Regions from separate parts of the Homo sapiens genome. Here region 1 is linked to region 2. A link is an interaction called in ENCODE POLR2A ChIA-PET data of the cell type or tissue named here. Cell type or tissue: endothelial cell of umbilical vein. All regions are shown on one strand. Links, peaks and the distances in the headings refer to the core of each region. The heading gives the core; the rest is flanking DNA.

Region 1 (15,728 bases), core at 9,578-14,577, 130 kb before region 2:
GGAAGGCCATCCTCCTCCCCCTCTAAGCAGGACTGCAGCTCTGCCATCATCAACACGCTTCCATCAGTGCTATTTACACAACCTTTCTTCAGAAGAGACACCAACTTAAAACCTGTTGGCTGCCTCTTCTGAGCCCCACCAACACTCCCACCCTCCCTGTTATTCCGGCTGCTGATCAGAGTCCCTGCTGCAGCATGAAGGCTGTCTTCATTCTGCCTGACCATTCAGGGTCCCCCACTCAGCTTTCTTCCCAAAGCAAAACAATCTATCCTGTATTTTCCTCTTTCCTAAGACAGACTGTCATCTGAGCCACCAGTCTCTTCTCAAATGTCCTGAGTTCCTCGTGGCTCCTGGCCAATGGCTTCTTTCTCTAGGAAGGCTCTCAGGGCAAGCCCCGAGTCATCTCGATCTCTCTGAGCATGTGCCCACGTCCCAGCTGGAGGAAGGACAGCAAACAGAGGATTCCCTGAGGGGCTGGCTGCTGCCCTGGGAGAGCTTTGCGCCTCCCAAAGAGGGTCTTGTCCTGTCTTGTGTGCTAAAGACCTGGCTCAGGGCTCTGCACCTGTGGTATCTGTTCCTGGCTGGCCTTTTCCTAGCAGGGTATCTCCCAGTGCTGGTGGAGGGCTTGTGGGGGAGGGGGGGTGGGCACTGTCACCATTGACCCTAGCTTGGTTCTTACTGTGCCCAGCCCTCTATCCTTTTCAGATCTGCTTAGTCTCAGAACAGTCACGTCCGAGAAGAGACTACTGAATCCATTTTCTCTGGACAAGTGCCAAAGTCACCTGCAGCCACAGCCAGCCTAGCCTGGGACTGGGGAGTGACTAGGGAGCCACTGGGGAACCGGGGCTGTTTCTGACATCTCTCGGGGGCAGCGTCCCTCTGCTGGGCTGTTTCTTGTTTTTTGCTGTTGCAGTGGTGGTGGCAGTCGGTCTTTTGGGGGTTTTGTTTGTTTGTTTCTAATCTGTCACTGCTTTGGGACATGCCATTTCTTGATTTTTACCCCAGAAGCATTCCTAGTGCAAAGTCTCAACAAGGTCAATAAAGTTATTATCAGGCTCCTTCGAAAGAGTAGGTTGGACTGTCAGCTAATAGTTAAGAGATAGCTAGTCAACCTCCCTATCTAACTTGGTTATTCAGTAACCAGTATCCGGTGGGGGGGAGGTGGGATTCTGAGAAGTGCCATCTCTTGCTAACAAGGTCTTTGAGGGTCATGGGACAGCCGCCCCATCTGGAGCAGCCGGGGGCCTTCCCCTCCATCCTTTGGTCCTTGGCCTACTTGCCCAGCCTGGCCCAGCCCCTGGGCTGCCATCCCCCCGTCACAGCCACCCTGGGGCCAGCTAGGCAAGGCCTGGCTGTGCATATTCTGTGCCCTGCTTCTCTTCTGGGACCTCTTGATTCACGAGGGAAGGACTGGTGAGAGGAGAAGTGAAACCTGCGGGTTCTAAACATGGAAGGAGTGCGTCAGCTGCCTTTCTGAAGCTAGCATGAGCTTGGCAGTCTTGGCCTCCGTCTAGCCTAGCCCTTAACCTGACCGAAGTTCCCAGTCTCCTGTGAACCACGGCACCTTGATCTTTCTCTTAGAACACCTGACAATGGGGAATGGATAGAGCACCAGACTCAGAGGAGGCCCAGCTCTGACTATGCCATGCCCAGCGAGTGGTGTGACTTTGAGCTCATCCCTCCATCCCTCTGGAGGCCAGGAAGGAAGTCCCAGAAAAGGCCAGTGCCAGGCCTAGTGTCACACAACACAGCTGAGGACCCCCCACCCGCCACCCTCAAGACTCATGACTCTCCTGCTATCTTGGGTGTCAGGGTTTCTACTGGCAGCATCATGGGGGACTCCAGGTGGTGGATTTCAGGGAGTTGGGGTCAGAGCTGGCGGGGACATCAGGCTACCACCTGGAGGAGGGCAGGGCTGGAATCTTGGAACCTACCAGGTCAGGATGCACGTGGGGACCCCTACTGACTTTCCTGTCTGCCCACGGGAGCAGGTGGGAGGGCCCCGGGGCTGGAGTCTCCCCTGTGTCCCACCGTAGGCTCCCCAAGAAGCCATAGGGCCCACCATGGAAGGCCAGAGCTCCAGGAGCTTCAGGGCATCCTTATGTTCATCTAGACCCAGCTATGCACAGCGGGAGGCGGGGTGGAGGGGGACAGGCTGGCAGCCACATCTCTACCTTCCAGGTAAATCCAGGGCCCGGAGCCTCCACTTCCCAGAAGAGTTTGGTTCAGCCCCTGACCCTACTCGGCTCCCCTAACAGAGCAGTGTGGGCCGCCTCCACCCCTCCAGTCCTTCTTCCTGGTCTGAACATTGGAAGCACACTGGCTGTCATCTAAGCGCCCTCTGGGCATCAGGAACAATTTCAGACTGGTTAGGTGCATCTCACTAACCCATCAATAGGTCTGAGAAAGGTGATAGACTCTGCTTTTCCAATGAGCAAAAAGATGTAAGGAATGAAACCAGCTTTTGCCCGATTCCCAAGTCCTTGCTGTTTTCTCTTATAGACATCAACTCCCTGACATCCACCACCTGGGTTCCCCCGTGATGCTGCTATGTCCCTGGGAGTGGCTGGCAGGATGAAAAAGGCCCAGGGAACTGGCCTTGAGCCTCAGTGAGGAAGCCTGTCTGCGCTTCCCACCAAAACCTACAGGGCACAGCCCTGGGTCTTCACCTGGCTTAGGCTGGCTGGGGTTCAGAGCTGCCGACCTGGGAACTCCCGCTCTCTTCAGTGGCTTCCCATCACCTTCAGAGATAGCCTAAATGCCACAGTTTGGCACCTGAGGCCCTGCGCCACGCCACCTGAGGCCCCTGCCCTTCCCAGCCAGCTCTGCTTCTCTGCTTGGCTCAGTTTCACCCTACAGATACCCCCACTGAGGCGGAGTTCCCCAAACAGGTAGTGTCATTTCACACCTCCGTGCCTTCGTGCACGCTGCTTCCTCTCCCTGGCAGTCCTCCCTGCCCCAGCTGTGGTTGACTTGGCCTCGTCCTGCTTGTTTTTGAAGCCTCAGCTCCAGGAATCCTTTCCCGACACTGCTCCCTCCTGCTGGCTCGGAGTCTCTCCTCTGTGTCATCTCTGTAAGAGAGAGACATCACACCAGGTCTAACTGTCTCCCTGCTGACCTGTGCGCCCAGGCAGGTGGAGATTCCGCTCACGGATTCTCTTGCTAGTGCTGGATTGTAGCATGGTGCCTGGTACAGGATGGGCACAGGGATGCATGGGAGAGCAGCCTCGCTTCAGCCGAAGGGAATCAAGATGTTAGAAATGGGCACAGCTCCTCCTACTGAGGTTGTCGGGGACAGAACTCCAGGCAAAAGGGCCATGGAGCAGATAAGGAAGAACACCTGGGGCCACAAGCAGGGGAGTCGGGGAGGGCGGGCTGGAGTTGACACAGTGCAGTTGGGGGAGTGGGGTGGGAGGGGAAAGGGTGCTGGCAGCAGGCTGTGCCTCTGGGTCCCCATTGGCTCTGACCAGCCCTGGGAGGGCTCAGCATGAGTGTGGAGGTGCAGTCTGGCTTCCTAGTCAACACCAGGCTACGGAGCCAGCAAGGGCTTCACTGCCGAGCCTGCAATGAAAGAACAGTCATAGCTGGGGCCCCAGTGGGGCCTTGGGTCCCTGAGGATCTTTCAGACACTGAAAGGATCTGATTTGTCACCATGGTCAGTGGCCAAACATCATGGCAGAGGCCCTGGCACATCCAAGTGGTCATGAAGGCTGGTCCTGCTGCCTGGGGGGCCTTACCGGCAGTATAACCAGGGACCTGGGGACTGGGGGAGAGTCATGCTGTGTTCTCTTATCTTGTGGGACAGCTGGGACTGATACTAGCGCAATGTGTAACTGATGAGGAAACCAGAGGCAAAAAAAAGGCTTAGGGATTCACGGGAGGTTACACAGGCAATTAGTGAGAGGTGCCACGCAAAGCTTCCCGCCTCTCCCTGAACCAGGTGCGTCCCAGGCGGGGCTTGGTGGCTGCTATCTGTAGGACTGCAGGGTTCTTCCATCCATTGCTCTTTGCAGAAGGCCAGCTGGGCACCCTCTTCAAAGTCTCTCAGAGGATTTCCCTCAGATTCTAGAAGTCCCCGAACTAAGAGTCATGAGCCATATGGCAACAGGTGGAACCCGGAAAACATTGTTGCCACAAGCTTGCCTATGTCAGTCACTGTGACAGGCACTTGGAGTAGCCCCAGCTTCCCTAGACAACTTGAGTCCCTAGAGGACCTCTGTGACCCACATGTGTGCCTTTGGGAACCGGTGGCCAGAGAGGCCGGGGCGTGGAGCTGCCTGCATTCCAGACTACACTGTTGCACCTTCATGCTGGATGGGATGGAAAGGCACTGAAAGCGTTTTAGCAGAGCTGTGGAGGGGCAGGAGCAACTTCAGTCTCTCAAGAAGACAGACAGGAAGCTCGATCCAGGGGCAAAGTGAGAAGGAGCCTCGTAGCCCAAGCCCAATTCAGCCTTCGCTGAAATGCCCCTTTGTTTCCCAAGTGGTAGTGGGTGTTGCTTCATGCCACATTTGGGGGAATTGGGTCTGGGGTGTGGAGGAGGATTCCTAGGCCGAGGGAGCATCCAGTGTCCTGCCCTTGGGCTCTTGGAGCCAGGACAGAAAGGGCTTCAGGAGCCCTCCCACCCTTTTTCCTGACCCTTCTCCATGAAGTCTTCAGTGAGCCCTGGGTCTCGCCTAACTCCTGGCCCCTTCTCCTGGACTGGGGCTCCACTCTGAGGCCTATTTTCCATGCATGTCCTGGCTCCTGGCTGCGGCGAGGAAGCAGATAGTGACTCAGCAGGGCTCTGGGGCCCTTCCCCAGGCCTCAGGCTTGGGGAGCGGCCGGGGCACAGTGGAAAAGCTGAGTGCCACCCGCCTGCACTGTTCTTTCCATCCCGGGCCAGGGCATGGGATGAGACGTGAGGGGTGAGAAAGAGCACGTGTGTGAGCCACAGATGGAAAGAATGGGCTCTGTCCAGTGGGATGGACGGACTGGGACTAAGAAGAGGGCTGGGGTCTGTCACCACCTGTCCCACTGCCACTTCCTTTCCAACTACCGCCTGCCTGAAGGAGGTGCTGTGTCTGCCCTGTTCGAAGCTTCAGAGGAGTGTCAACCTCACTTTAAAAACAGACCCTTCTCCCGACTGTCTCCCTCCTACCCCCATCATTTTAGACATGTGAAAACCACTCAAACTCCCTGCCCCCACCTCTGCCACACACATGCACACACACACAGGCGCCCTGACCTCAGGGAGGTCGACAAAAAGCAGAGGTGCTGCCAGCTGGTCAGAGCAGGCGGAGGTGCTTCTTGTGGGCTGGGGCCGAGCCGGCTGCAACAGAGGCCTCAGGAGTTGGGACCAGGGAGACAGGTCCCTCTGAGCACCCTGGCCTCTGGGCATTTTTTCCCAGCCTCCCCTTGGCCTCTGCACCAAGAAGGAAAGAGTTGGTGGTCCTCAGGCCCTGGGACTGCCAGAGGGGACACGGGTCAGGGATGCCGGCCCAGAACTTCCAGCTGGGGCTGACTTCCCACTAACGCAGATGCTGTCCCTTCCTGCAGGTTCCGAGGCCTCATCCTGCTGCTGACCTTCCTAATTTACGCCTGCTATCACATGTCCAGGAAGCCTATCAGTATCGTCAAGGTGAGGCTGGCTGGCAGCAAGGAAGAGTGCAGAAGCACACTGTCGTAACCGTCCTTACCCCTTCCCATGGCCACCGAGGTTGCACCTTCACCTGGCAGGCTCCCACTCTCAGTGGCTGTCTTCCCCAGGAGCTCCTTTTGAGTTTATTCCCCAAGACAGCTGTGTCGGTGGCTGTGGATGGAATAAGCGTGCAGGGCCCCTGGGCTATGTGGATGCTGCTCATGGGTCTGATGTGGCTGCTTTCCCCTGCAGCCAGTTCCTGCAGGAGGAGGTGCCAGTAGCGGGGACATAGAATCTGGTAGGAGGCAGTGTCTCCAGTATGGTTGGGGCAGGTGGTTGCTTGCTCCCCTCTGGGTCAACCCCTGACCTGTATGTCCCATTGCCTATCCAGAGCCGTCTGCACCAGAACTGCTCGGAGCAGATCAAACCCATCAATGATACTCACAGTCTCAATGACACCATGTGGTGCAGCTGGGCCCCATTTGGTAAGAACAGGGCAAGTTGCTCTTCCCATTCCCCATTCCCTCTTCCTCGAGAAGGGGCTGTCCAGGGAGGGCTTCCTGCAGGGGCATCCACGCAGTCAGCTTTCTGTTTCTCCCATCTGCTTTCAGACAAGGACAACTATAAGGAGTTACTAGGGGGCGTGGACAACGCCTTCCTCATCGCCTATGCCATCGGCATGTTCATCAGGTAAGGACAGAGGCTGAGCCTATGACCAAGAGGAGGATGGTTTAGAGCTGCTACCTCCCCTTAAGGAACCTGGGGGCAGCTGGGAATGAGCCCAGGGATGCTGCATGTACAATCCACCCACAGCCATCCTCCTTGCCTTACCGCGGTCGCAGAGACTGCTCCTTCGCCTGGTAGACTCCCACTGGTAGCAGCTCTTTTGCCTGGAAATGTTCTCCTGGATGCTGCTTTTGAGTCTATTCACTCAGATACCACAGTTGGTGGGTATGGACTAGGACCCTTTAAGAATGGCCCTGCGTGCACATATATCTGGGAGAATCCCCATCCTCTGCTGTGTCCAAACCAGCACGGGAAGCATGCTGTTCCTTGCCAGGAATCCACGATCAATAAGGCTGCATACTGCCTCCAAAGAGCTCACAGGCCAGTGGGGGCAATGGATGCATTGGCAGCTGGTGCTAAAACTGTGGCGGCTCCATGACAGAGGTGGCCATCATGTGTTCTAGGAGCTCCGAGGTCATTACTCAGTCCAAGCTGAGCTAGAGCAGAGGGGTCGGGGATGCTTCTTGGATGAGATGGTGCCTGACCTGATGCAAGGGACTTGGGTGCGGCGGTGCAGATGGAGACCTGGGCAGAAGGAATAGCACGAGCAAGTAGGGCAAATGTGAAGAAACAGCATGATCTACGGGAGGAACCGCGGGCAGGTGTATGGAGGGAATGACAGTGTAAGGAAGGTAGCAGCAGGGCTGAGGGCTGAGGTCATTTGCACATGAGGTCCATGGGCAGAGACGCATGGAAGGGTTTTCGCCAGGGCGTCCCATCCAGATGAGCATTTCTGAGAGCTCACTCTGAGAGTGATGCTGAGGTGGATGAGACTGGTCATACAGAGTGACCAATTTGACAGTAGCCCAAGCTGTTGAGCTTATGTTACTACAGTGGTGATAGAGGTGGAAAGAGGCTATGTACTGGAGCACTAGCTAAGAGGTAGCCCGGTGAGTCTTGGAGACTGAATGTGAGGGGTGGGGAGGAAAGGTGGGAGGCTGAGGGAGCTCTGAGCCTGGCTTGAGTGCCCAAGGGGTGGCATTCACTCAGATGAGGATAGCAGGATGATGAAGGCGTCAGGGTGGTTGGTGGGAAGAGGAAGAGGAATTCAGCTTAAGAGCACTGGGTTTATTTAAATGCCCCGGGGGCATCCAAATAAAGATGTCCAGGAGGCACCTGTCTGTGACTGTGAAGCTCTGGGAGACAGATCAGGCCTGAAGATATGCATGTGATGCCTGTGGAGCTATTTAGCCTATGGGTGGTTGTGGCAATGGTGAAAGTGTTGCAAAAGACCGCACCGAGAGGAAAACGCACGACACGAGGGGCCGGCCAAGCGGAGGAAGATGGGAAAGCTAAATTCATGGAGCATGGCCAGGTGTCACAGAAGCAGTGGGGGACAGAGGTTGGCCCCGTCACATGGCAACACAGAAGTCATTGGTGGGACCTTGGCCAGAGCCACTTCCTAGCGTGGTGGGGGCAGAAACATGGTAGGGAGTTGAGGTGGACACAGAGGAGCTTAACCGCAGATCCAACTTTCTCTTCCCCAGTGGGGTTTTTGGGGAGCGGCTTCCGCTCCGTTACTACCTCTCAGCTGGAATGCTGCTCAGTGGCCTTTTCACCTCGCTCTTTGGCCTGGGATATTTCTGGAACATCCACGAGCTCTGGTACTTTGTGGTCATCCAGGTATGAATCACCGTCTTGCACTTGGGCCTGTGTTGCCGTCTCGGGAAGGACCTGGGAGACCGCAGCTCACAGCGGGTGGGAGCCTGTGTTCCTGGCTCCCTGTCCAGTGCTCTCTATTACACTGCACTGAGTTCTACCTCCTGGCCCCACTGCCCCCGCATTTGTTCACTCAGAGAGTTGGCCTTGAGCACAACGCTGTGGTCACTTCCAATGCACGAGAGGCTTGGTCTCTGCTTGAACAATCTTGAGCGAGAGAAGCCAGCTCATGCCATTGAGGAGGTGTGGCATGTGTGTAAGGGAAGGGTAAGGTTTGTAGTGTGGGGTATGGAGGGCCCCTTGGCCACGAAATTGAACCTCCTCAGCCCAGGGTGGTCAGAGCAGGGAGCCAGTCGCACAGCCCAGGCCTGTTCCCACCCTCCCTTCTCTCTCCCTGCAGGTCTGTAATGGACTCGTCCAGACCACAGGCTGGCCCTCTGTGGTGACCTGTGTTGGCAACTGGTTCGGGAAGGGGAAGTGAGTGTAACAAGGGAGGAGGAGTGGGAAGGATTGGGAGGGCTGGGGGTCCTGAGCTGGTCACCGTGGCCTCTGATGTAATTTCAGAGGGAAGGGTCAGAAAGCGGCCTCCACGTTGCTGTTCACGTGCTTAGAAGTGGCTAAAAGCAGTGCTGATTTTCTCACTGATGAGGCTTTAACCCATAGAGCAGGCAACCTTAGTTATGTTTTTTTCTAATAATAGATTAATTTCTATTTTCAACGAAGACAAAAAGAAGCCTATAAAACTTCCGCCCTGCCCCCCAACCCCGACCCCGAATTGGCTTGTGTGCAAAACAAAGTTGCTTTGGAGAAGGAGTTCTCACCCTTGGCACTACTGACTTTCTGGGCTATTGGACCCTTGTTTGGGGACTGTCCTACCACTGCAGGCTGTTTAGTAGTAGCCTTCCTGGCATCTGCTCACTGGATGCCATAGCACACCCTGAGCTGTGACCATGAAAAATCTCTAGCTGTTACCAGATATCCCTTGGGGGTAGGATCACCCCTGGTTGAGGACAGTGCTTTAGAGTGAGATCGTGGGACAGAAGAGAAGAACGAGGGCCGGGGCCCCCATGCCCTCAGTGTGGCTAGAGCTCCCATCGGCACTCACTCAGGGAGCTGGGCAGGCGGAGCGAGACCACAGGCCCTGCAGCCACCTGCTTGACACCATCCAAGGTCTCCCACTCCTTGCTGACTTGGGGCTTTGGGGCTGTCTTTGGTGCCTCGGGGAAGCTGTAGTCAGCCCAGCTTTAGAGCTTGGCTGGGGCAGTTGCTATGAACAATGTGCTTTGCTTTTTACTTTTTATACCTCTTCCCTTCTCTCCCTCCCTTCCAGGCGGGGGTTCATCATGGGCATCTGGAATTCCCACACATCTGTGGGCAACATCCTGGGCTCCCTGATCGCCGGCATCTGGGTGAACGGGCAGTGGGGCCTGTCGTTCATCGTGCCTGGCATCATTACTGCCGTCATGGGCGTCATCACCTTCCTCTTCCTCATCGAACGTGAGTGGGCCCCTCACTCCCCACAAGTGAGCCTAGAAGTTCTCGGTTTCTGGGAGAAGGCAGCTGGATCTACTGGAAAGATTGCTGGTCACAGAGTGGGAGGACCAGCCGTGTGACTTTGGACAATCTTTCAGAGCCTTTATTTTCTCATTTGTAAAATAATAATAGTAATAATAATGTCTATTTCGTAGGATTTCTGCAGGCTTAACTGAGACACCATAGTTAAAATGCCAGGCCCACAGGAGGTGCTTGGCAAGCATTGGTTGAATCTGAGAGGTGTGATCAGGGAGGGTGGAGTTGAAGGGACATTGTTACAGTGACCAGGCTCTCCACTTGCTGCAGGTGGTCTTGTGCACTAGCCAGGCCAGGTATGAGAGCCACTCTGTAGCTAAGAGTACTAAAGTCCAAGAGGCAGTAGTGACACTGCTGGTTGTTAGGAAAGCCAGGCCTAGAAAGCTGTCTCCTGAGCCCCAGGCCCCGCTCCCTCCTGCTGGGACACACACTGGCCACCTTAGGAGCTGGAGGCGGGGCTGGTTCCCGGGATGGCTTAGATCCAGTGCAAGGTGAGGGCCTGGCAATCACCTCGGGATTGGGGGGGCGGGGGTTGGGAAACTTCTTAGAAAGCGATTTTTTTTTCTAGACCCAGAAGATGTGGACTGCGCCCCTCCTCAGCACCACGTGAGTGTGAGCCCTCCCAGCCCTATCCCTGCCCTCCAACTCCATCCAGAGGGCTGGACCCGGAGAGGCCTGGGGAGCTAGAGCAGGGAGTTCTGGCCCTCACTGACCTCACCGACCCAGTGCTAGGCCCATGGGTTGGCCCTACAGCCTGATGAGTCTGGCAGGTCAGTCCAGCCCGAGACGAACGTGTGCCTCCCCATCCTGGGAGCCAGTGTCTCTTGCCTGGGCTGCACCTTCAGCTGGTGGGAGGCAGCACATGGACGCACCCACAGCAGGGCTCATCTCCTCTGCTCAGGGTGAGCCAGCTGAGAACCAGGACAACCCTGAGGACCCTGGGAACAGTCCCTGCTCTATCAGGGAGAGCGGCCTTGAGACTGTGGCCAAATGCTCCAAGGGGCCATGCGAAGAGCCTGCTGCCATCAGCTTCTTTGGGGCGCTCCGGATCCCAGTAAGAAGTTTGTGGAATGGAGGAAAGAGAGGGGCTTTCCAGATTTTTTCTGTTGGTGATGAGGAGATGGGGTGCTTGGGTGATCTATTTTTCTAGAACTTCTTTATAGGGGAGGTGTAAGTTGGGCAGCCTGCTTGGGGAGGGCAGTGTGGGAGATTTGTCTTGAAACAACCTTGCACAGTGGTCATGTTGCTTTTATTGGGACTGGATGTGTTGGAGGCTGCCTTGTGTGGCAGGTGATGGAAAGTACTGGGGTGGTGCTGAGCACCCCTTGGGGCCACCACTGAACCCAGGACCTCTGGACCCCTTCCCATGTGCCCCCTGTTGCACTCCCCAGGGCGTGGTCGAGTTCTCTCTGTGTCTGCTGTTTGCCAAGCTGGTCAGTTACACCTTCCTCTACTGGCTGCCCCTCTACATCGCCAATGTGGGTAAGTCCAAGAGAAGGGGAATGAAGGGGTCTCTGAGGAGGCCAAGGCTGCCTCTGGTGGGAGAGGAAGCCCGTCGTGGTGATGCCTGTGATTCCAGTATATAGGCAGAATTCCTGCTGAACCTCTCCTAGAGTGAAAGGAGCTTGATTTAGTTGTTTACTTAAATGAAAGCTAAACCCAGCAAACTACCCCCTAGACCCTGACTCCAGCCACCTTTTCTCCCCTTGGAACTGAGCTGGGGGTTAGGAACTCAGAGCTCTGTTCTGCAATTCTTGCTATCTTCTTCTCTAGCCCTTAGTGTAGGAGAAACCCCCTCCAGGCTGCTTGGCTCATAGGTGGTAGCATTGGAGGTGCTAGGGAAGGCCTGCCTGCTAGATCTCTCCCCCAGCCCAAGGAAGAGGGCCTGGTGAGTGACCCCACTCCTTGTAGCCTGGTGGTGACCCTGGTGGTCTTCTCCCCGTGGGACCTAATGTGATCGATGCCCCTGTGCCTGGATCTGCTGGGCTGCACTGGTGTTCTGTCCTGTCTCATGGACCTACTCCCGTCTGCTCCTGCCCAGGGATGTATAGATGAGAAGAGCTCATTTGAAAAAGGATGTTTCATGTCCACCTGGCCTGGGTCTCTGCTTTTCCATAGGTCAGGCTGCTCTACCAAACAGCAGCCCACCCCGCCCTGCCCAGCCCCCAGGAGCCTCCAAGCTCCACCAGGGCTGAGGGCCTGTCACCCAGTACTGCTGCCCTCCCTCCCAGCCCTGGGGAGGAACAACAGTGCCTTGCCACACATTGTGCTCGCTCTGAACAGGATACTGTAGGAATTAGTCATGGCCAAGTTCAAGCCATAGCTTGCCCCGCAGCTCTGTCGGGGCCTCTCTCGTGACAGTGTGGAGCACTAGGGCAGCTTTGTGGACACCGTGACTCTTTGTTTTGTGGCCTTGGTGCTGACTTCAGAGTATGAGGCACCCTCGAGGGTGGGGCTACAATCTCAGCTTCTGGACATTCCTTTTTTAAAACATGGAGCCAAGGCCTGTGACCTGAGGCCCCTGTGTCCCTGCAAGTCTCCTTCCTGGCTCTGTGTATGAGCACAGCCTAAGGTAAACGGGAAGAGTTCCTAGTGCTGCTAGGGCCGGAGTGAAGCAGAGAAAGGGCTGGGCTGAGCTTCAGGTTGCGCTCCAGGGGAAAGGTGGCCACGGGACAGCAGGCTCGGGGGCCAGATCCCAGAGCTTGCCAGGGAGGGCTTGTTCTGAGAGGTGAAGGTCATCCTGCAGGGGAAGAGGGCAACACAGGACGGGACCAAGAGGGCGTCTATCCAAACTGCTGCATTCTCACCCTGTGGCCCTGGCCAGCCTGCTCCACAGGTCCCCAGCTCTTCCTCGGAAAAGGGGGCAGTGGTCTGGATCACGCTCTGCAGGGCTTCTAGCTGTGACACTCCAGGATGTTTGCCCCAAACCCCAGGTCTGACCACATACCTGTATTTTCCACAGCTCACTTTAGTGCCAAGGAGGCTGGGGACCTGTCTACACTCTTCGATGTTGGTGGCATCATAGGTGAGGCCTTGCCCTGCTCTGCCAGCAGGCTCCCTTCCCCTCTTTTCTTGTGGGGTGCAGGAAGAAGGGACAGGTCCGATGGGCTATGACCTGGGTAGGTGGCACCAGAGGAAAAATGGCTCCTGGGTTTATTCTCAGCTCTGATCCTGCCTGGCTGGGTGGGCCTAAGAAAGATGCCCTTTTGTTTGGTCTCCAGTAGTGATGGGCACTACAGGAAGGGGAGGGCTGTGGAAAAAGCAGCTCTGCTGGTTCTTGCTGACAGGCCCAGGCCAGCACTGGGGCACAGCTGGGGTGCCAGGCGAGGGGATGGCAGGGTCCTGTCTGGGAGTCAGTGCGTGAGTGGCTGTGTGTTCCAGGCGGCATCGTGGCAGGGCTCGTCTCTGACTACACCAATGGCAGGGCCACCACTTGCTGTGTCATGCTCATCTTGGCTGCCCCCATGGTGCGTATAACCCCGAGGGTGAAGTGCGAATGCATGTGAGCAGGAGCCTGTGTGGGCCTCTGGCCTATGTGCACGTCCACGCGTTACACACATTGATGTCGCTGTGTACGCGTGCACATGCATCATTGTGCACACACGGGGGAGGAGAAGCGAGGGTCAGCAGAGGCACCTTGGAAAAAGAGCCAGACTGCAGACTTTAGAGGGGGATTCATGACTCTTTGGCCTTGGTAGAGGAGACCGCCTCCTAAACTTCTTGATCAAGGAAAGAAGAGATTGAGGTTGAATCTGAGAGAAGACTGTTTGGAGAAAGGGAGATGATAGAGTACCACGTTTTAGACCGTCCATCCCTGGGACATTTAAAGACCAGAGAAATCTGCATAGGCAGGGGAAAAGGAATAGGATGCCCTCTGGGGTTTCAGGGCAGGAGATGGTTGTTGCAGACCTCAGGGCTCCAGGCCAGCAAAGGGATTCCGGGTGACTCTGCCTCTCCCCTCTCCTCTCTCAGATGTTCCTGTACAACTACATTGGCCAGGACGGGATTGCCAGCTCCATAGGTGAGGAGGAGGTTGCAAGTCCTGCCAGGCCAGGGGAAAGGCACTGCCTTGGGGGCCCCATGAGGCTGGCCCACGGGGGGCACTGACAGGTGGAGGGGCTGGGAGGGCTGAAGGCTGGAGAGTGCTCCTGCCTTGGGGTTGGGGCTGCGGGTGGTGCTGCTTCTCTGACTGGCTGTCTCTATGCTGTCCCAGTGATGCTGATCATCTGTGGGGGCCTGGTCAATGGCCCATACGCGCTCATCACCACTGCTGTCTCTGCTGATCTGGTGAGTGGGGCCACCTCCCGAGGGCCAGGGACCGTTCTGGGGGCTTGGTCAGGGCCACCATCTCCAGGTCCATTTCTCCCTGTCTCCCATCCCGCAGAGGAGAAACCGTCAAAGTCCTTCAGAACGCACCATGGGCCCCTCTCCTCTCAAGCCCAAACCCCAGTTACCACCTTCCCTGAGTCAGCCCCTCTCCTGTCCTGGTTCTGCTCATGCTGCTGCTCAGCTGGGCTTCCCCACTCCACTGTCTCTCTCCAGGGGACTCACAAGAGCCTGAAGGGCAACGCCAAAGCCCTGTCCACGGTCACGGCCATCATTGACGGCACCGGCTCCATAGGTCTGTGACTCTAGCTCTGTTGTGGGCCGGCCCCTAGGCATAGTGCCCTCCGGTGGGCAGGGGAGGTGCAGGACCCCTGCTCACGAGGCTGTGCTCCATTCAGGTGCGGCTCTGGGGCCTCTGCTGGCTGGGCTCATCTCCCCCACGGGCTGGAACAATGTCTTCTACATGCTCATCTCTGCCGACGTCCTAGCCTGCTTGGTAAGAGTCTTGGGGTACACAGATAGGTATTGAGGGATGCTCTGTCCTGCCAGACTGGAACCCTGGAGGTCCAAAGCGTTGGCCATTTGGGGTTCTGGGGCAATGAGAGCAGCTGCCCTTTGCTCAGAAGCACTCTCCCTCCCCCGAGTGACCCCTTGCCAAGTGGCAGCGTGTCTCTCCCCCTTCTCCACTGCCAGTCCACGGGTCACCCTGGTGCTGGGCACTCAGTGCTCAGTGCTAACAGTGCCCTCCCTTCCCTCTGTGCCTTGTGCTCCACAGCTCCTTTGCCGGTTAGTATACAAAGAGATCTTGGCCTGGAAGGTGTCCCTGAGCAGAGGCAGCGGGTGAGTCCGGGGAGCTGAAGCTGCCCCTCTACCAACCTCATTTCTCGTGGGAATCAGCCCAGCGCTCAGTTTCTCCAAACGCAGGCTGAGGCTCGACCAGCCCAGACCTGAGGAGCACTGAGCCAGTCCCTGGGTGGCCCTCACCCTGCTAACCTGTCCTCTGTTGTCCCCGTGTATCTCTATAGCTCTAGTATGGTCCTAACCCACCAGTGATAGTATTTTCCTCAAGTCCCATGACTTTTGTGAGTATTTACTTCGAGTCTGTGACTCGAGTGCCATTTGAGTGGGGGCTGCATGCAAATCCTCTGTCCTGCAGTATGACTTTTTCCAACTTTCTCTTTCTTCTTGTGGGCCAGTTGTAAAGACTTTCAACCTCAGCAGAGCATGGTGCTTGGGAAGTGTTTTCCAAGGGGTCTGAGATGCCACAGAGGTTGGTGGCCTCTTCCCTGAGGGACAGTGTGAGAACTTTGGACATGCCCTCGGGGACAGAGGAGGCAGAAATAGGGAAACCAGTTTCCCTCTGAGCTGCGACTGAGCTGCAAGTGCCTCCTGAAGTTCAGAAACCAAGGTCATCTGGCCCCTCTGCCTGGGGTATGCAGAACAAAAGCAACTACCAATCAAAGTCTCTGAAACAAATGTGAATCAAGCATGGGTGGCTGGCCTGGTGTGCTCTCTGCCTACTGTCTGGTGGTGGTGGATGTGGTGGTGGCATCAGCAGGTCAGTGGCTGAGGCTACACAGTGCTGGTGGTCTGATGGTCGGGCGACCCTCTCCCGCTGGCCGTCCTGAGCAGGAGCCTCGTGCTAACAAGGAGGCCGCTAATGAGCTGGCCGGAGCTGTGGACCTGGGCTGGATGGCAAATGTGAGGAGGAACCCCCGGGACATGGTAACCAGCACGCATCTGGGGACACACTTCCACTTAAGGAAGA
Region 2 (15,728 bases), core at 6,669-11,668:
ATTCATAATTGTAACTCTGTATTTTATTACATCCAAGTAAAAATTCATTTCAAAGCCATCAGGTGACTCTCTTGCTAGGGGTGGAGCTAGGATAAGCAGAGACTGGGTTATAACCCTTTCAGCCCAAATATTCTATCTCTCTAAGTAGCCCCTGTTTTTAAATATGTCTTCCCGCTTCTCTCTCATGCCACGCCTTGCCCTAAACATATACTGCAGCCCAATCTCGACTTCCCCAGACTGTGTTAAATTAAATCACTGCACATTTATTGGGCACTTAAAATCTACAAGATACTTAAAAAGATGAAAATACACATGTAACCTAACCCCTAACTTCCATCTTCAAGGACTTTACCCTCTAAATGGAAAGGCAATTTATGAAAAGAAAAGTAACAATAAAAGTTAAATAATAATGAAGATTACAATGCAGGAGACATCACCTGATGGAACAGGATTAATTAATCACTGAATGAGTGGCACAGATTCTATGTGCTAAGGGAATTCCAGGAAGAAAGAGATGGCTGTGCACCGGGGTGATCTGGGATCTGAAATGACCGGGGCCTTGGTTGGGCTGGGATGGAGCTCAGCTCAGTGCATATTTATGGGGCACTCACTGTGTTCCAGGCACTGTGTCATACTCTGCAGGCGCACAGACAAAGGAGACAGAGTCCCCACCCTCGAGGAGCCTACTGTCTAGTGGGCGGTGGGGGGGAGAACCGAGAAGGAAACTTCAAGGGCAAGGGCTGTGGGCACACTGGAGAGGGATTGTAGGCTCGGACTGATGCTGTTCAGGAGGTTGGCAGGAACCAGCCCTGGTGCCGTCTAACCTGACTTGAGCAGAGAGTAGTTAGGTCAAAATGTAGAGGAGGGGGTGTTAGGTAGAAAGATTACTCTGCACAAATGCGTGGAGGCATGAACCAGCGTGGTGTGTGTGCAAAAAGTAAGCAGGTCAGGATTCTGGTCCAAGGAGTGGCAAGAGATGAGTGGGAAAGCAGGCAGGGCCAGGTCACAGACAGCCTCAAATGCCTTGCTAAGGAGCGTAGAGTTCTTATCTAACCAGTGGGGTCCCCTGAAGAGGCAGCATGAAATAGCGGCTGAGAAGCAGCCAGGTGCCCTGCTTTGCTACTTGCGAGCTGGTGATCTTGAGCGAAAAACGTCATCTCTTGGTGCCTCAATTTCCTAATCTGTTAAGAGGGCGAAATCATAGTACTTACCTCATTGAGATGTTGTGAGGACTGAGTGAGCTAATCAGCATAACAAGCTAACAGACGTCTTGGAGCAAAGACAGCGCTCAGTAAACTGCAGCCAGCATTAGCATGAAGGGATTTCAGGTGAGTGACTTAGACAGGTTGTGTTTTAGAAGGATCACGTTGGCAGTATAAGAAGGCTGGATGAACGTGGGCAAGACCAGGAAACCAGTTAGAGACCTCCTGTAGTACAGCAGGCAAGTGAGCCTGAGGGCCTGGGCTGAGGGGTGGTGCTGTGAGAGAGGGAGGGGCTGGGTTCCAGAACTAGGTAGAAGGAAAAATCTTCAGGTGGCGGGGGGTGAGGGGGTGGGGGACTGATCTGTATGTGGGAGAGTAAGAGAAAGGAGGGACTCCAGGGAGACTTCCAAGTTTTGACCTCATTCTAGGGGGGTGGTGGTTCAACAACTGCCACAGGAAACATAAGAGGAAAAATAGGTCTTCTGGAAGATAGATTCTTCTTCTCTCTCTCTCTTTCCCTTCCTTCCACCCTCCCTCCTCCCTTCCTTTCCTCCCTTCTTTGTTTTTCCTTTTTTCTTTTTCTGTCTTCTTTTCATCTTGAGTTCCAACATCTATGGAACATATAGCTGGAGACGTCTAGCAGGAAATTGAATACACACATTCAAGAATATGGCTGGAGACAGAAATGTGAGTGCCGTTAGCCCATGACGGGTGTATAAGCTCTCCCAGGGAGCATGTGCAGAGCGGGAGGAGCAGTGGACAAAAGCAGAATCCAGAGGAAAACTGTGTTTAAAACATGATGCGAGAGAAACCACAAGAGACACAGAGAGGGTAGGAGAGTTAGGAGGAGAATCAGGAAAGGGTGGCATTACTGAACCAAAGTAGTAGAAAGCTTGGTGATGAGGATGAGAGTCAGCTGAAACAAGGACCAAAATATCCAGTAAGGGAAAGAATAAGAGAGTATTCCTTCGCTTGTCGGCATGAAAGCTACTGGCACCTGGGGAGAGAGGTTTTAGTGGCAAGTCAGGGTGGAAGAGATTGGAGACGGGTATGGGTGGTTGGGAGGTGAGGAAGAGATGGGAATAAGCATGTCGGGGGCATGGCTGGCTGTGCCAAATGACTCTTGAATGGAGGAGGAGGCCTCTGGTTGTCAGCCATCAGTAAGCAAAGCTTACCTGTGGTCCTTGGATTGAAAACTGCCAGGGAGACTTAATTTAGTCATCCATTTTTTTAATTCAACAAATATTGATTGCATCACTACTGTGGATTTTAAAATGCACTGAATGGAATTCTGTAATGAATGTGTCTAATAGAGGAGATAGGACAAATGTAAGTAGCTGTAATGCAAAGATGAAAGGTATCTTAGGCAACATGCTATGAGTTTGGATGAGGAAACATTACTTCTCCCTGGGGTGACCAGGGGATGATTCATGGATGAGAATCACTTTTGAGCTGGGCTTGAAGGAGGAGTAGAGTTCTAATAGGCATCAGTGGAAAACAGGCATTCCAGCAGATAGAAGGGATATGCAAAGGTCCTGAGGCAGGTAAATTTGGAGCATAGTCATGGGACCTGAAATACACTCATTTACTGGGAGTGTGGCCACAGAACCGAGGTAGATTGTAAGTTGAACCTGGAAAGTTAGATTGGGACCATGTCTTGGGAGGTTTTCTATGCCAGCTGAGGGAATTTGCACTTTTCTATAGCCCACAAGGAGCCATTGCAAGTTTTTGATATAAGGAGTAACAAGAGAAGACTTTGCACTAGAAAAAATCTTGCAGACACTAATGTGTAAGGCAGATCAGAGCAGACAGGAGTGAGTTAGGAGACTAATGTGATGGTCTGGGAGTGAGAAGTAATGAAGGATTTAGCAAGCATGTTGGTAATGGGACAGGAGAAAGTGAATATGAGAGACGTATGTGGAAATTGGGCCAGTTAGGGCTTAAAATGTGCCTGTGTGGGAATGTGTGGGGTCTGGGTTGTTTTCAGGTTAAGGTGAGAGGTAGAAGAGAGTTTGAATGGTCATGAGGGATAAATCAATAAGAATTCCAAGATTCATACAGCTTGGGTGGTTGGAAGAAAAGGGTACCATTAACAGAAATAGTAAAGACTCAAAGATGAGCAGGTTCAGGGAGCGAGAGGGGACGTGTGCTGCATTCTGTGGATGTGTTGAGTGAAGGAGGGCTGTGACTGAGAAATGGCCACTTCTTGGGTGGATGGGAGTACTTGGCCACCTCAATGGCAGCTGCACTGGAGTTGTGGGGCCAGTATCCGGGTTTCAGGGTCTCAGGAGAGAATGGGAAGTGAGGAAGTGGCAGCTGTGAGCGCAAATCGCTCTTTCACAAGTTTGGTGGTGAAAGGGAAGAGAGAGATGGGAGGAATATAATTCCAGAGGGCTAAGAAAATAATTTAAAAATTACATAATTCTTTAAATCCATCTTATGAATTACAAAGCACTTCAAATCTCTTGCCTTACCTAGTCCTCACAACACTTAAGGGAGTCAGGGTGGGGAGACTTTAAATCCACTTTACAGGTGAAGAAGCAAAGTCTCTGAAACAGGCAGGGCCAAGAAGTGTCACAGGTGAGATCCTGTATGCTGGGCCAGTGTTCTTTCCACTTCAGTATAATGCCTATGGGTCTGGGTAGATTTTGCATGTTGTAGATCAAGGCTGGTAGCCCAAGTAGGAGGTTGAAGGTACACACACATACACATGTGCGCGCACACACACTCACAATTGATGGGCATCACTATGGGATGGAGGGTCAGAGACCAGGTGGGGTCAGCTTGGGAAGGAGAAGGAGGGTTCTGCTTTTGGGGTAGTAGGAAAGAAGAGGAAGGTTAAAGACATAGCATGCTCAGGAAGAAGGAAAGAAAATTAGGAAAACTCAGAAGGCACAGAACCAATGGCTACAGAAAACACAAATGAAAAAGTTGGAGAACATTCATAAAGCAACATGCTAACACACAGTAATAGATGGGGCAGGCTGGAGGGGGAGGAGGATGACGACAAGGGAGGGCTGCAAGATATAGATCAGAGCCATCTTTGTTGTGGAAAAACAAATAAAGAGGCAAAAGGGCGCCTCTCCCAAGGCCCTGAAAATAGAAACGTCAAAAGCAGGAGGGAGTCATGTCCTGTGCCACCCTTATACCCACCCTGGTGTCATTCTTCACTCCCACCCTCACCTCCACCTGGTCTCTGCTGCAGTTCTGGGCTGGTATTGCTCTTGTTTTATCACTGGTTCCAGAAGAAAGACCAGATCAGCACATGCTCGAGGTCAGAGGTGGCCCAGGATGCATGCTGACCATCACTGGAGGTGAAGCAAGGTAGTGGGGGTGTGGGGGACTGAGCCCTGGACAGGTCATCTCTCTGGCAGCAGGAGAATGAAGCTATGCCGTAAAGGTTCTGCCAACCTCTGGCTGGAGAATAGAAGGACAGCTTCTTGTGCAGAAAGAGGATCCCACAGAGGTGACCTTTCCCTCTGAATCCTTTGATCTGGGAGTCCTGAAGAGTCCATCCCATGGGCCAGTGGTTCTTAGGAACTTATTGGCAGTCCTGAATTTTGCTCTTTGTGTCGGAGGGAGTCTGGCTAAAACCAAAGCCTCACTGACTGGAATTCCAGGAATCTGCCCTTCTCTCTTTGGGGATGTCATCTCGCCCTTTAGGGAAGGAGCCCATGCTTTTCTTCTGAGTCCAAAGCCTGCATTCAGGGCACAGGAAGGCAATGATGCCTTGAAGCTTCCTGCTCTTCCCTCTGCTGTGGGCACAAATGTGGATGCAGGTGCAGTGTTGGATGAGTGTGCATGGGGTGCAGCACAGCGAGGCCCTCCCTTCACTGCCTGTGGGAAGATGTGAAGAAGGTGCTCCCTCTGAGAAAACTCCGTGGTCTTTGGTTCAGAGTTTTCAGGGTCTCTGGCTATGGCTGCATTCACTTAGGGAGGTCAACTGTTTCTGTTCACCTGGGACTGAGGGGTTTCCTGGAACACAGGAATTTAGTGCTAAAACCCGGAAAGTTTCAGACACACCAAGACGAGTTGTCACCCTCACTGTCCCGCCTCCTACTTCTGGGAAAGTGCAGAGTTCAGGATCTTCAAATTCCACTGGGCAGAGTGTGAATTTTCTTCTGGAGTGATGTGTCCTTTACAGGGGTAAAAGGATAAACTGCACTGGGGCGTCCTGTTGTGTAGAAGTGGCTTCCGGATCTGGGTTGAAACCTCCTTTCTATATGTGCAAGTTTGAGTGAGTTACTTTATATTTCTGGGCCTCAGTGTCCTTATCCATAACATGTGAATAATAATGTTAATCTTGAACGAAGGTTGTGTATGGAATGAATGAGACGATGCTTGTCGGTCAGGTGCCTAGCACAGTGCACAGCACTTAGAGAAGACAGTGAACGTCAGTTCCCCGATTCCTCCCTCTCCTTCCTTGCACTGGAGTAATTCCCATTCTGCAGATGGAGAGGGTGAGGCTGGTAAGCAGGGATAGTTTCCTCTGGGTCAAAATGACAGTCAGAAGCAGAGACCCCTCACAGACTTCTCACTCCCAACTGCAGCTTCCTACTTCGGAGTAGGCAAGGGTTTCTCAATCTGGAACATTACCTGGAAGAGAGAGAAGGATGTATTTTTATGTATTCCTTTATTTGTTCAGTCATTCATTCTACAAATATTTACTGAGTACCTACTATGTATCAGGCACTGTTCTGGGTGCTGAGAATACAACTGTTGACAACACATGTAAATATTCTGCCCTCATAAATTTTAGATCCTGGTTGGAGACATATAATAAACATCTATATAATACAATGTAAACTAGTAATAATTGCTTTGAAGGGAAAACAAAGCAGGTCTCTGGCAGAGAGCGACTGGGGCCTGGGCATTATTCTATTGGGGTGGTCAGGGAAGGCCTTTCTGAGCTGAGCCCTGGAAGAATGTGGCCTTGGTCTTCTGGGCCTGCCCTCCTGGCCCCTGCAGCTTCCAGCTCAGGCCCAGCTGCCCAGGGTGGAGCCGGCTGCTCGGGAGAGAGCTGGTGCCTGCTTTGGGCTGCAGGGGGAGGTGGGAATGCAGCTGTTTTTATCAGTTGTCCTTCCTTGGTGCTGACTCCTCTGCTGATCTGAGCTTTGGGAATGGGGGAGGAAGCCAAGCTGGAGAATCAGTATTGAGGGTCAGATTGCAGATGACAATGATGTAAACAGGCTGCCCTGCCCTACTTGGAGACACACTACATGTGGGGACAAGTCACGATGTATTTGGTTTCCTATATGGCTCTATTTCTTTGGCATTGCCTTTTCCTTTAAGAAAAAAAATACACCTCTGTTTGGATTGTATGCTAAATGATTTATGAACATTATTCTTCTCTGTTCTACCTGTAAGAGCTCCAGCCCTCGCAATCCTTTTCATGTTGATTAAGTACATTTGAAAGCAAGAGGAGACTGTCTGAAATTGCTCACAATATAGACTCACGGCTTCTCTGGACCCAGGAGGGATTCCTCATCTTCCCTTTGAAAGAGTTCCTTTGCAGCTGGTTAAGCAGGAGATCAGTCTAGAAACATGTAACCAGTCTTATGTGTGCTGAACGAGGTAGAGGGGAGCATTCTTTCTGGAGCTGGTAATGGTGGATTTGAGATCCTGGAAATCTCCGGGCAGGAGTGTCCTCCAGGACTAATCCTTCTGGTCCTCTTCCCACCCAGGTGTGGTTATACCTGACATTGTATCTGATGTGGCCCCGACAGGTCAACACTGGACAGAAGAATAGGAGGGGATTCTTTTTTTTTTTTTTTTTTTTTTTGAGACAGAGTCTTGCTCTGTTGCCCAGGGTGGAGTGCAGCGGCGTGATCACGGCTCACTGCAACCTCCGCCTCCCGGGTTCAAGCGATTCTAGGAGGGGATTCTTAAAGAGCCTGTCAGAGCTCGGTGTTGCCAGGGGACTACACTGAACAGAGAGGGAAGAGAGGAGAGGGAAAAGGAACTTCACAGCTGGGCTTTTTATATCCCTGGGCTGATAGGTGGTTCCTGTGGAGAGGAGGCAGGATCCATGATCCATAGAGCCAGCCCCCAAGCTGGAGGTCCTCTTGACCGGTTCTACAGTTAGGACCAATGGCCTTCCCTAGTTGCTCCCACATCCTTTGTTTATTTGTTTGGTGGAGATCCTGTAGGTAGATGGCAATTAAGGGTCTAGGCTCAGAACTCACTTTGACTTGGCCCAGGTCAACCTGGGAAGTAAGACTTCAACGGGTTCCATGTCTACCCCATATGTAGGCTCTTGCACCACCATCTGACCCAGAGCTCTCTTCCCTAGATCTTTGGGTCAGAGATGAAATAGGACAATTTTCCCTGAACTCCTAGCCTCACCACTGAAATTATGTGAAGTTGTCCTCTCTCTCGGCCTCCTTGGGCCACAGGCACTCCTCTGAGATGCCTTCAGCCCCCTGTCTTCTAAATCCAGGCTCTAGAATTTTATTCTCCCCCATCTTCAAAATGCTATCATCCTTTGTGGCGTCCCTTTGTGTCTAAGCCCCAAGTTTCTTCACATCTGCCACCTCTTCCTGCCCTTTGTAGAGAGTGTGGAGCTCACATCTGCATCAGACATTAGACAAGCCTTGGCTCTCATCTTACCTTTGTTGTTTACCTATGGGATGGCTTTGGATCCCTGACTCTCAGTTCCCTCATCTGTTAAATGGGAATAAGACCATTTGAGGAACAAATAAGATGCTGGTTTTGAAAAATGCTTTGTAAACTGTCAGTGCTCATTGTCTCCTCAGGACAAAAGATTTTGTTGTTGTTGTTATTTGAGACAGGATCTCTCACTCTGTCACCCAGGCTGGAGTACAGTGCACAATCAGGGCTCACTGAAGTCTCTGCCCCCTAGGCTCACGTGCTTCTCCCACCTCAGCCTCCTGAGTAGCTGGGACTACAGGCACATGCCACCACACCCAGCTAATTTTTGTAATTTTTGTAAAGACAAGGCCTCCCTATGTTGCCCAGGCTGGTCTTGAACTCTTGGGCTCAAGTGATCTGCCCGCCATGGCCTCCCAAAGTGCTGGGATTACAGGCGTGAGCCACTGTGCCTGGCCCAAAAGTTAAAAAAACACTTAAAATGTGAACATTTCAAATTCTACGGCAATTCTGGCCACATGTGATCCGGGAGGGGAGTGAGATGGTGCGCACAGAGGAAAAAAGCCCCAAACCACGTATGTGGAAAGTAAAGACAAGGACTGCCTGTGCCACCCCAACCTCAGTCCTCGCAGAAGGAGGGCCAGGGAGGGGTTTCCAGCACCTACTGCTTGCCAGCTGCCCGGCTTGGCCTTTTGGCTCGGCTATCTCACTTCCTCACAAAAACCTGGAGATGATATTATCTCCATGTGGGCAAATGATAGGAATGAGACCCAAAGAGGTTATGTCACTTGCCCAAGATCACAAAGTTAGCAAATTGTATCATGGGGAATCAAACTCAGTTCTGCCTGGCCCTAATGTCTACGCTGTGCCATCCCATGTCAGGACCCACCTCTTGGAGGGTGGCTTGGAAGAGAGCTAGGCTGTCATCTGAGTGGGCTCCATGAGCGGCCACCTCCCAGCCCCACCTACCCTTGAACCTGAAATTCTACCATTCCCAGTTTGTTCCTCAGAGCTGGCATTTCCTCTTCTGATTCGCTCTTGCTCTCCCTCTTACTCCCTTTCTGTCCCCCTCTTTTGAATGCCCTACTCGGGAGGGGGTTGCTCTGGAGCATGGATTTGTGTTGTCAGCCTCTTTTCTTCTGGCTAAGAGTGACAGCCAGAGTAAGAGGTCTAAATCATGTACCTGGGAGGATAGCTGATCCTGAAAAGGGAAAAAAGGAAAGGCTCCTCCACCTAAGACAAATCTTATACCCTTCTGAGTTTTGCCTGGGCTGGCCCTGCCTGGGTGCAAGTTGAGCCATACCCTGGGCCAGCCTCTGAGGTCTGCGTCCTGCTGTCAGCACCCCCTAGTTAGCATCTGCACCATCAATCAGGCAATGCAGCCCCTGCCTGAGGGGTGGAGGGGATGGGGTGCAGCCTCTCCAACTCCTTGCCAACCCTTAGACACAGAGCCCTTCCCTCTCCACCCTCCTCTTTTTCTCTCTCTTCTCTCTCCTCCCCACCTTGATGTGGACAGCTCAGCCCCTCCAAGGCTTCTGTCCACTCCGAGAACCCCTCTCTATCCATAGTGGCTCAAAGGGCTTTTTGAGTGGGGAAGCAGGCAGCCTGTGGGCCTGGGAGGAGAGATAAAGGCGTGAGATCCCCCAGGGGCCTGCGGGGTCAGGGGCTGTGTATCTGGTGACTTCTGAATGCAAGCTCCAACAAAGAGAAATCTGTGGTGGGAGAGCGTCCGCGAAGGAAATAAAATCTCCATGAAAACAAACTTTTGTTGGAAGCTTTCTCCTCTTGTTTTGGCAGCGTTGCTAGGTCCTGGGAGGGGAAGGCCGTGTCTTCCGGAGCAGTTGGGAGGCTCTCGGATTGTCCAAATATCAGCTTGCTGCAAGAAGGCTGTTCTTCCCCCACCAGGAAGACGGGGCTTAGGAGTTAGTGCAGTAATCATTGGTTTTCTAATCAAGGCTAGAATGGCTGAAAGAAAGGCTGGGGGCCATGGAGAGGGCTCAGGACTGTGAGTTAGGAGAATCAGCACTGTGTGTGTCACAGTTCCGTGACTCAGGCCAACCTGAGATCCCTTCGTGCCTTACTTTTCTCACCTGTAAAACGAGCATAACTTGCCCAAGGTCATTCAGCTAGAAAAGCAGGAGCAGGCCCAGGATATAAACTGCTATTTCCATGCTGGGCGCGGTGGCTCATGCCTGCAATCTCAGCACTTTGGGAGGCTGAAGCAGGCGGATCACCTGAGGTCAGGAGTTCAAGACCAGCCTGACCAACACGGCGAAACCCCATCTCTACTAAAAATACAAAAATTCGCCAGGCATAGTGGTGTGCACCAGTAATCCCAGCTACTAGGGAAGCTGAGGCAGGAGAATCACTTGAACCTGGGAGGCAGAGGTTGCAGTGAGCCAAGATCGTGCCATTGTACTCCAACCTGGGCAACAGAGCGAGACTCTGTCTCAAAATAAACTAACTAACTAACTAACTAACTATTTCCCATTACCCTCATAAGTGAAAAGCAGAGGCTGGAAGTGAAAGGGTCTTTGAAGACATCACAAGGCCCCAGGAGGACTGGATGATTATATTTTCTTCAGGGCTAGGTGGTCACTTACAGCGCTCAGTCATTTATTCTCTGCATCTGGTTTTGCCAACATCAGAGAAGCCAGGGAATGGTTAAAGAAGGGCCTTGCAGTCCATGCTTGCTGCTGACTTGAATTGCTCAACTTCATTGCTTCTCTAGATTGATTTCAGAACACTAGATCCTCAAAAGCTTTAAAGAATGCAGAAGATGAGGCTTACCCCAGCTGCGGAGATGTTTTTACATTAAACAACGATATCTATTTTTCACCTTGGGTCAGGTCCCGTGAGATTGTCTCTTTTTGTCCTGCTCAAGGAGAAAATCCTTAGCTACAGCTGTTGTCTACCAGGGCTCAGAGGACTGCAGAGCCATGAGTAGCCAGAGGACTAAGGCAGGGAGGGGTCTGAGCTGTGGTTTCGAGTCTGTCTGCTCCTGACAGGCCACGGTGTGACCCTGGGCCCCTCTCTGGGCCCCGTTTTCCTTCCCATAGACAGTGTCAGATGGGGTAAGTTGCTCTTGCCTCCACCCAGCAGGAAGAGGACAGATAAACTCAGGGCAGTCCTGGTAGGGGGGTGAGTCCCGGCAGGTGCTGAGGGGGCCTGAGAAACCCGCCTGGGGAGGCACCGAGGCTGAGAACCCAGCCTGCCCCTTCTCCCCTCGTTCCCTTCCCACCCCTTTCCCTCTTCTTCAAAAGGGTTGCTCCTATGAGAAGGGGTGTGTGTTTTCCCCTGTGCTCTGGTCGTCTGTGAAAACTGAGAGACACCCGGGCAGAGGTGCCTTTCTCAGAGTTCTCTCTGCCCCAGCGCTCTGGATTTGGGAAGGCCTGCCCAGGGAAGCCCACTGCATTTCCGAAGGTGCTTCCTCCCTCCCTCCTCCCTCCTCCCCTCCACTGTCCCTTCAGCAGTCTGGCCAGGTCAGTCAGGGGCTAGTAACAGAGCTGGTACCACTGAGGTCACGTGGCTGGCCTGAGCAGCCTGCAACAGGGGACCTTGTTAAAGGCGTATTAAAAGGTGAAGACTCCCACTGTTGACCACATGTGGAGTTCACATGGGGCATGTTCAGGCTCGGTGTGGCCAGGATGTGCATGTGCGTGAAATTAGGCAGGAGGCCAGGCTGTGAAAGTTTCCCCATCCCCTCAAAACACACACACACACACACACACACACACAGTCTCTCTCACACACACACAAAGTCACACCCAGTCATACACACAGAGTCACACTCACACACATGCATGAACACCCACCCATGGAGTCACACACACAGGCATGTGCACACACGACCCTCCAGACAACAGCACGCTGGTGATATGAGAGAAGCCTTTTCTAGGAGCTTCTCTCTCCACTCTTCCATCCCCTCCTTTCCCACTCCTGGATCTCTCTCCTTCCACACTCCTCTCTGGACACCTTATTAGGCTTAATCAGCAGGGATCACAAGTCCTAGATTTGCCAGACCAGCTCTCACTCCATGTAGTTTGCAGGCAACATGAGACAAGGAAAAGAACTCAGGCAGGAGCCCAGTGGGGCTGGGTTCAGATCTTCACGCTTCCACGTAGCCAGGATCATGGCCATGGACATTCACACTAGGCAGTTGTTAACTCCTCTAAGCCTCACTGCAAGGCCAGCTACAAATACTTCCTTGCAGAGTTGTTGTGGGGAATGTGCATGGAAACAGGTAGAAGCCACCTAGCGCAGGCGGGCACACAGGAAGTGTCAGTGCACATCGGCTGTCTCCTCTGCGTGATTGCCCCATGAATATATTTTTGCTATGTGGTCCCCATACTGCTGTTTGAGCTGGAAAAGAGACCCACCCTAGGGAAGTGTTTGGGGTCTACTTTGCATGGACTTTTCCTCATTTACCTAGGGGGTGGTTTTGAGCCTAGGAGGGGGAATATTACAGCTATCATTTACTGAGCAATTTCTATGTGAGATAATTACGCTTGTTTCATCTTCACAATGGCCTCCTGATCCCTCCATCACAAATAAGGAAACCGAATTGCAGTGAGGTTAAGTAATTTGTCTGAATTCATGAGCTAGTAAGTGGCTAGGAACCCAGCTCCTAACCTCAACTTTCTGTTGCACTGGATGATTTGCTGTAGCGCTGGGGACCCTGGCATGAGCCCATGCAGAGACAGACGGCCCTGTTTGATCTGGTGATTCAATGGGTCTTCTCCTTCTCCTCTTAGAGCAGGCAGATTTGGATAGGGCCTTTCTTCTAGCTGCTCTTTAAAGTGATGTGGACTTGGGTGGGAGGGCTTTGGTTCTGAGGAGCTGGATGCAGGAGGCCTGAGGGGGCATCTGTGGGAACAAACAGGATGAAAGGGGGGCGCTCCGTTCAGGTTTGCAAATGCCATGAATACCACCTCACGCTGGCCCCCGAGCTAAGTACTGGGGATGCAGAAGTGAATAAGACCTTGTCCCTGCCGTCAAGGAACTCATGGGGAAGTGAGTGGGGTGGGGGCTCGGCCATGTAAAAACATGCATGGACACTGGGGTTTGTGCAGCCATAGAGAAGACTCTGGGTGCTGCGTGGCAGTGATGGGGGGGGGACAGGAACTTGTTCCAAAATTTGCTGGTAGGAGGTGGTGCCAGAATAGACCGTCCTGGGAATTAGACAGCAGAAAGAAGAAAAGGGAGCTCAGGGCAGGAGGGATAGGCTGAGCAAAAGCACGGAGGTGTGAGCAAGGCTGGGAGGTGTAGGCAGGGACAGGGTGAGAGCTAAGGCACTTGGATGGTATCTTGCAGGAGATGGGGAGCTAGTGCATGTATTTAGATGGGGAGTGGAGCTGTCAGGTTTATATTTTAGAGCACTGGCCTGAGCAGCAGTGCGCATGGATTAGAGGGGACCAGACCTTTGTAAGAAGAGCAGTCAAGATGTGTATCAGTTAGAAAGCCTTAGACTGTAAGTAGCAGCAAATCCAACCCAAAAAGGCTTAAAGAGTGAGGCATTTAGTTTCTTATGTGTTACAAAGTTCAGTACCAGGACTGCTCTAGGGTTGGAGAAATTCAGGGGCTCCATGACATCCACAAGCACCCAGGTTCTTTCTCTGTCATCCTCTGGATCTTAGCTCTGTTTTCCAACTGGCTTTCCTCTGGGTCACAAGATGGTAGTGGCAGTTCCAGGCATCACACCCATGTCCAGGCTGGCAATCAAAAAGGGTAAATCATGTCAACTGCAAAAGTATAGGGAGCAGTGGGGGCTGCAGCCAGTGGGAGGGTGTTGGCTCTCAACCTGTTGGCATTCAAACTACACATTTTTAAACTACCATCAAGAATTATAAGTAGCCCAGGCATGGTGGCTCTCACCTGTAATCCCAGCACTTAGGGAGGCCAAGGCAAGCAGATCATCTGAGGTTAGGAGTTCCAGACCAGCCTGGCTAACATGGTGAAACCCTGTCTTTACTAATAATACAAAAAAAAATTAGCTGGAGGTGGTGGCGCACACCTGTAATCCCAGCTACTTTGTAGGCTGAGGCAGGAGAATCTCTTGAACCTGGGAGGCAGAGGTTGCAGTGAGCCAAGATCACGCCATTGCATTCTAGCCTGGGCAACAAGAGTGAAACTCTATCTCAAAAAAAAAAAAAAATTATAAACAAAGCTAAGAGAAAATGACAACCTGTGGAAAAATTTTTACAACTCATATCACAGGGCTACTCTCCCTAATATATGAAGAGCTCCTAAAAATTAACAACAACAAAAACACAACCCAGTAGAAAAAATAATGGGCAAAGAATATGAACAGACTATTCACAGAAAAGAAAATATAAATAGCTTTTAATGTATGAGAGCATGATCAACCTTGCACATAGTAAGAGAAATGCAAATTAAAACTATCCTGGGATACCATTATTCATTTATCTTTTAAATGGGCAAAAAGCCAAAAAATTTGATATCGCATTCTATTGGCAAGGCCCTGGGGAAACAGACTGTCTCATGGTGTAAATCTGCACAACCCCTTTGAAGGGCCATTTCGAATATCATCAAAATGATAAATCATATGCCTTTGACCCAGCAATTTCATGTTGGGGAAATGATCCTAAAGACATTCTTGTACCTATAGGAAATGACATATGTCTAAGTACCTTCTTTGTAACATTATTTGTAATAGCAAAAGATTGGAAAGAACCCAAATATCCATCAATTGAAGACCAATTCATTAAATTATGGAATTTCCTGACAATGGAATACTATTCATTTAAAAAGAGAAATGAGAAAGTTTTCTTTGTACTGATAAAGATCTCCAAAATATGTGTAAAAAGGAAAAAAATAACCCACCAAGTTTAAAAAAAAGTGTGTATAAAAAGGGGAAAACAAGAATCTATATTTGTATTTGCTTGGACAGGTGGGAGACAGGAATGGGAGGGAAACATTGCAGTGTTTACCTTCTTACACTTTTTGATTTTTGAGCCATGTTCCATATTACCTTTTTAAAAGCAAAACAAAACACAAACACTGTGCAAATCCCACAAAATATCTGCGGCTGCGTTCTGCCGAGAGCGGCTGATTTCCAACCCCTGAGCTCCGAATTATAGAGTGGCAGTGGAGACAGAAGGGATAGATTTGAGAAGTCTTTTTTAGGCATGGAATCCCCACAGCTTGGGTGTGGGATTGAGGGAGAAGGCAGAGGCAGCATCGGAGATGGCTCCAGACATGGGTACCTGGTGGAAGATGCCACCATTGTGAGATGGGAAGGCCGGAGAGAAGCATGTTGGGGGAAAAGGAAACAATGGCAGGTCACTGGGGCAATCAGCCCTGGGGAATCATTTCACCTCTTGAACCCAGTCTCTGCAATTCTCCCGTCATACCTTGCCTAGGATCCGGCCTTGTTCTATTTCTCCATCCATCCATCCATACACCAAAGCAGTATTTCTGACTACAAAAGCAGAGGGGATGTTCCTCCGAAGTTTCAAAGGCCAGCATCTGTAGCACTAGGGACAGGGTGGAGGCCCAACCAGTAGACACAACAGCAAAATCCTACATTCGCCACTGGGTCAGTACGTCCCAGGGAGAGGGCAGGACTTTGTGTTCTGCTCCCATTTCTGTTCTAATTCTAATCCCAGCACTTTGAGAGGCCGAGGCGGGCGAATCACAGCCTGGCCCACATAGTGAAACCCCGACTCTACTAGAAATACAAAAAATCAGCTGGATGAAGTGGCGGGCACCTGTAATCCCAGCTACTTGGGAGGCAGAGGCAGGAGAATTGCTTGAACCTGGGAGGTGGAGGTTGCAGTGAGCCGAGATCGCGCCACTGCACTCCAGCCTGGGTGACAGAGTGAGACTCTGTCTAAAAAAAAACAAAACAAAAATTGTCACCATCTAATTGGCTCTGCAACTGCTGCTGGAGTGGAC

The links. ChIA-PET counts read pairs that join two places held together with the same protein. Peaks named below come from ENCODE experiments on the same cell type or tissue, not always from the same donor. Only the 100,000 strongest peaks of a DNase experiment are listed, where the experiment ranks them.
Region 1: POLR2A ChIA-PET joins it to region 2 with 8 read pairs; 1 of 35 experiments calls an interaction of 5 or more read pairs at or near these places.

The regions. Positions count from the first base shown.
Region 1 is chr11:125,071,219-125,086,946 of GRCh38, forward strand. SLC37A2 (solute carrier family 37 member 2) reads left to right here. Exons shown (of 18, transcript NM_001145290.2): 2 at 5,539-5,620; 3 at 6,012-6,105; 4 at 6,232-6,310; 5 at 7,894-8,029; 6 at 8,466-8,542; 7 at 9,396-9,562; 8 at 10,203-10,240; 9 at 10,536-10,688; 10 at 11,026-11,116; 11 at 12,597-12,659; 12 at 13,016-13,101; 13 at 13,607-13,655; 14 at 13,848-13,921; 15 at 14,177-14,255; 2 more. Among named protein-coding and RNA genes, the nearest start is that of SLC37A2, 16 kb to the left of the region's middle. RefSeq lists enhancers at 1,273-1,572, 1,633-1,802, 10,332-10,881, 11,309-12,508. In endothelial cell of umbilical vein, for the core only: no CTCF peak of the experiment used is centred there; a DNase peak (open chromatin) is centred at 11,983; H3K27ac peaks cover 1,014 bases.
Region 2 is chr11:125,205,489-125,221,216 of GRCh38, forward strand. The region is part of intron 1 of PKNOX2 (PBX/knotted 1 homeobox 2); the gene reads left to right. Among named protein-coding and RNA genes, the nearest start is that of PKNOX2, 49 kb to the left of the region's middle. RefSeq lists an enhancer at 9,259-9,790. In endothelial cell of umbilical vein, for the core only: no CTCF peak of the experiment used is centred there; a DNase peak (open chromatin) is centred at 9,603; H3K27me3 peaks cover 992 bases.